Linked DNA regions of Homo sapiens: region 2 is linked to region 1. The links are chromatin loops, found by intact Hi-C in ENCODE. Cell type or tissue: natural killer cell. All regions are shown on one strand. Links, peaks and the distances in the headings refer to the core of each region. The heading gives the core; the rest is flanking DNA.

The links. A loop is a pair of places that touch in the nucleus more often than their neighbours do. Peaks named below come from ENCODE experiments on the same cell type or tissue, not always from the same donor. Only the 100,000 strongest peaks of a DNase experiment are listed, where the experiment ranks them.
Region 2: it touches region 1 in a loop (7-fold over the local background); 2 of 110 quality-filtered maps call a loop at or near these places.

Annotation. Positions count from the first base shown.
Region 1 is chrX:88,923,656-88,926,483 of GRCh38, forward strand. No RefSeq gene overlaps it. Among named protein-coding and RNA genes, the nearest start is that of CPXCR1, 180 kb to the left of the region's middle. In natural killer cell, for the core only: no CTCF peak of the experiment used is centred there; no DNase peak of the experiment used is centred there.
Region 2 is chrX:88,983,723-88,986,550 of GRCh38, forward strand. It overlaps LOC107985653 (a long non-coding RNA gene), which reads left to right and starts at 992. Exons shown (of 3, transcript XR_001755987.1): 1 at 992-1,040. In natural killer cell, for the core only: no CTCF peak of the experiment used is centred there; no DNase peak of the experiment used is centred there.

The sequences.
Region 1 (2,828 bases), core at 312-2,811:
TTTACAAAGGAAGACATTGGGATCTAGAAAAACCAAGTAACTTCCTATAGTTGATAGTAGACCTGCACTTAGAAACCTGGCTTCATGTCTTTTTTGCTCTTCTTTTCACTGTTGCCTACCAAGTCAATTATGCTATATCCATAAGAACAAAAGAGAAAACAGAAAACAAGCAAAAACTGAGTCTCAAAAACCATGTTTTTGTTTCATTGTTTGTTTTTAAACAAACATGGGTCTTGCAGTGTTGCCCAGGTTGGTCTCAAACTTCTGGCCTCAAGCAATCTGCCTGCCTTGACCTTCCAAAGTGCTGGGATTACAGGAGCCCTTGCACCTGGACAAAACTCTATTTTATTTGTTTTTTCTTACTGTTAATTGACACATAATTGAACATATTTATAGGGTACGCTGTGATGCTTTCATACATGTAACCACTCTGTGTATTTAGCATATTTATCACCTTTAATATTTATCATTTCTTTATGGTGAGAACATTCAAAATCTTCTCTTTTGGCTATTTTGAAATACGCAATATTGTTAACTATAGTAACCCTACTAGGCAATAGAACACCAGAGCTTATTAATAACTTTTTATCTGGCTGGGCATGATGACTCATGCCTGTAATCCCAGCACTTATGGAGGCTCAGGTATGGTGGCACACCCCTGTAATCCCAGCTGCTTGGGAGGCTGAAGCACGAGAATCGCTTGAACCCGGCAGGTAGAGATTGCAGTCAGCCCACTCCAGCCTGGGTGACACAGTGAGATTCTGTCTCAAAAAAAAAAAAAAAAAAAAAAATGATTGTACTCATTTACATTCCCACCAAAAATAAAGGTTCCCATTTTTCTGAATCTATGTCAGCGTTTGGTGTTTTTTTTTTTTTATAATGGCTATTCTGAGTGAGGTGACATTTTACTGGGGATTTGATTTTTATTTCCCTGATAATTAGTGATTCAAAAACCCTTTTTTGAGCCCTGCGATCAGGAATTTATTCAAAGTAGAGCTAAAATAGCTAATAATTCACAGGAAAAAATAAATGATTTGATAGAGACAGAGTCTGAGTATAGACGAAAAATTAATGCCACATTTAAATTTGTTGATTTCTCATACTATAGAGGATTAGAAAGTGTAACATAAGGTAATTATTTCTAAAGTTAATATTGAAGGAAGAAACTAGCTATATTCTCTGATATTTTGACTGTGTCCAGTAAATTATAAGAGGTCGAGATATGACCTACAGTATTCTTGGATCTATGTCACAACAAATCATGTTTAATGGGATTCTTAATACAGCATATATTTTTTCTTCAAAAGGTGACTTCTGTAGAATCATCCTCATATTGTATCTCTTGCCAGTCAACATGTGAACTTTAGAAATTAATCACACATCATTGCTGAGGCTTTCATTTCTATCAAAATATTTTCTACAAAAACAAAAGTGGTAAATAATTTAACAGTTGGAGAAACTAAAGCGGATTTTCAGCAAAAGCTCTCCTTTGCCTGACCCTTTGATGTGGAGAAGAGCAGGAATAAGATGAGAGTTTAGTCAGTGTAACTTCCTCAATAAATCTACCTATATTCAGCAGCATAAAGTACTTTTTGAAATCCTCTAAACATAGCAGTCAGAAAAAAATGAAAGGAGAAAAGCATAAAGCAGCAAGAAATTAGATTAACTATCCCAGTGAAGGTACCCTAGAGGGAAAATAATTTGATTTTTCACAAACATACCCAGCACAAAAGATGAATAAAAACTACCTGCTTTTATTGTATTCCTGCCTGCTAGGATGGCTTAATGCTTTGCATATTTCATAGCTATTGGTCTTCAGAAAGAAACCTGTTAGAAATATAGTGCAGTTTGGGGTTTATATCCAGTGATACTCTGAATATATCAGAGGGTAGAGACAGGAAAGTAATAAAGGAAATTTAAAGTCCAGCGGGTGCTTGATGGTTTCTAGGTAGTTAGCATCCTAATTTAGAAATTAATTGGAAGATTAAGCAGGAAATGTTCATTGCCAGCTTTTTCATTTATTTGTTTGCATTTTTCCTCTGCCAGAGTACTTAATAAAGATGAATAACTCTTAAATATGAAATTATGATAACAAATGGATACCACATAGTATTACTAAAGAGAGTAAGATCTGAATTGTTTTCCCCTTCAGAACTTAATAGTACCGTCTTTTTAATAAGCAGAAACAAACAAACAAACAAAAATGAACAAAACCAAGTCTCTGGGGTGTCTTTTATATGAGTAATTTAAAGGTTTTATATAGGCTTTGCAGTAGTTACTCCTGAACATTCCATTTTTTCACCTCCTTTCTTACCATTTGATTTATGGCAGAGATCTCAGCAGCAACAACGGAAGCCAAAAGAAAAATAAAATAAAATAATATCATCAAATGCTGGGAGAAAAATAGCTTTTAATCTAGAATTGAGTACCCTGAAAGTTATCTTTCAATAATGACAACTATACTTTCATATAGATAAGAACTAATACAGCTAACCACCAGTAAACCTTTCACTAAAGCAAGTTTTAAAGAATGTAATTTGAGGAAGGGAAATGACAGAAAAAGTTCTTGATTATAAAAGTGAAAAATAATAAAAGAGGTTGCTAGTAGATTACATGTAGATTAATCAAATTTTTCAAATAAAAGAATGACAATTTTGTGATTTATTTTAAAGTTTGTTTTGAAGTGGATTGTTTGTTTTATAGGTGTTATAAGAATTTTGCATGATTGAGGCAGAAAGTCAAGTTTATAATTTGTTAAGAATGCATGGTAAAACTTCAAGAGTAACCATTAAAATAAGAGACATTTCAGTAATATAAAAAGGCAAGGT
Region 2 (2,828 bases), core at 155-2,654, 60 kb after region 1:
TCCAGAAAAGGCATTGTACAGAAAAATAAACTTTAGATCTCAACCAAATTTTGGGAGATCAGGGATTTTCTGGAGGGAGGGGAGCTCCCAGGCCTCAGCAAATTGTTTTATTAGTTTGAGCCATAAAAGTATTTCAAGCTAGTACCAAGCACCCATAGGAGATTTGTCAAAAGTCAAGGACACCTCCATTCAGAATCCCTTTGTGGTCACCAAATTGTTAACACAAAATATCTGAGACAGCTGTCAGTCAATTTAGAAAGTTTATTTTGCTAAGGTTAAGGACACACCTGTGACACAGCCTCAGGAGGTCCTGATGACACGTGCCCAAGGTGCTCAGGGCACATTTTCATTTTATACATTTTAGGGAGACATGAGACATTAATAAATATATGTAAATTGTACATTGGTTCAATCTGGAAAGGCAGGACAACTCAAAGAGGGGAGGGAGCTTCCAGGTCATAGATAAATAAGAGACGATGAATAAAGGAGGGAAGGGGTTTTTATGTCTAATGCAGGGTCCCTACCTCTGTGTCACTCCCCCATGGGCTGGGGTTGGACTGCACAATCTAAACTGACCCGACTGGCTACTTGTGAATATTTTCCCAAATCAGGAAGGGAAGGGGGATGTGTGAGTGAGTTACAATGGTAGGACTTGTGGTTTCGAAGGGTAGAATAGGTGCAGAGCGGGTAACTAAGGGAACAGATGTGAGTTATAGATTAAAACTGATGGGAAGGTTGTTTAGAGTAACTAGAGGCAAGGAGGCATGGAGAACAAGAAAGTTGAGTTTGAGAACAAAGAACAAGGAAGTTAACAGGCTGAACCTTTGAAGAGAAATTCAAAGAAATTCATTGTATCTTACAAGTTTTTAAAGAAGAGTGTAGTTTAGACACAAAAATGTCTTTGTTAAAAAACAAACAAACAAAAAAACTAAAGTGCACTGTAAAAGCATCACATGGTCTAGCCTCATAATAATTCTTCCTTTTTGGAGACCCAGGATTCAGTGTGGGCTCTGCTCAGAACTCAGAAATCCAGTTAAAAGGTAGGTAGACTCTGTCTAAATAAAATTGATCTCCTTTTATAATCCTATGATAGATTTCTACAAATTTATGTTGGATTTGACATCTATCTTTAATCTCCCTCCAGCATCACCAGACTTTCTCTCTGTATTTTGAGATGTAAATTTCACTATGCTATTTTTTAACCTAAGAGTCCTTTAATATGTAAATGAAGGGCCTTCTAGCTGACAATTGCCTGGGGTAATAAAATAGGAAATTGGAAGTCTAAAATAGGAAGAAAAAATAGAGGCCTTATGAATATATAAGATTTACTTCTATCTATGTATCTAATACATCTATGCATTTATGTATCATGTATATGATGTTTCACTACTAAAAATGTATAAAATAGCTCTAATTAATTGGCTAAAATGCTTAAATCAAATACATTACCAGAAAAATAGAGACTTTAAGCCAAGTGCTTTTTAACGTTCCTGTGATTTAAGTAAATATTTAATAAATAAGCTATTTTTTAAAATATTGGTGAAATAGGATAAAAAATGCCTTGAGAATTGTTAACATACATTGTCTCTGCTAGATGTCAAAATTTGGCATGAGTGTTATAAAGCTATGAATGCAGCTTAAAAGAGAGTTATCTTCGTTTATGTAAAATTTAATAAATAAAACATTTAATATTGTTCAGTTAATGAAAACGACAAAATTCTGACTTATTGGAAAAAAAATAACTTATCTAATCTTAAAATTTTTGCTTAGGAAAACCTGAAATTCACAGGTTATAAAAGTGGTTAACAAGGAAACAACTTTAAATAATAACTATCACAGTTTTCATAAGTAATCTGGTTAAACTATTAAAAAAAATTAGGTAAATGTAATGGAATGTTTAAAAGTAATCTTGTCATATAATATAAAATCTAATGTTATATTAAGCAAAATAATAGCTATTCATTAAATGTCTAGGTCATTTCCAATTTTCTTTAAATAATAGGAAAATATTTTTTAAAAAAGAACTGGGATTTTACTTAAAACTAATTTTTGTCTAATTCAAAGGTTATTTTAAAGTTTTTTATAAAATTAGGTAAAGGCAATCAGTGAATAAAATCAACGTAAAAAATGTTATAAAGAGGTATTTTTGGCAAGAAAGATTAAAAGGAAAATAATTTTATATGAGAATGAATCTTGTATGATAAATTTTTGTCTTAAAATAAAATAAATGGTTATTTAAGACAGAGGGTGCCCATTACTGGGTATATACCCAAAGGATTATAAATCATGCTGCTATAAAGACACATGCACACATATGTTTATTGCAGCACTATTCACAGTAGCAAAGATTTGGAACCAACCCAAATGTCCAACAATGATAGACTGGATTAAGAAAATGTGCACATATACACCATGGAATACTATGCAGCCAGAAAAAATGATGAGTTCATGTCCTTTGTAGGGACATGGATGAAGCTGGAAACATCATTCTCAGCAAACTATCACAAGGACAAAAAACCAAACACCGCATGTTCTCACTCATAGGTGGGAATTGAACAATGAGAACACATGGACACAGGAAGGGGAACATCACACACCGGGGACTGTTGTGGGGTGGGGGGGGTGGGAGGTATAGCATTAGGAGATATATCTAATGCTAAATGACGAGTTAATGGGTGCAGCACACCAACATGGCACATGTATACATATGTAACAAACCCGCACGTTGTGCACATGTACCCTAAAACTTAAAGTATAATAATAAAAAAAAGAAAAGACAGAGGGTGCCTAGGTTAAAAGAGAAACCCAAGCCTGTCATAAAATATTTC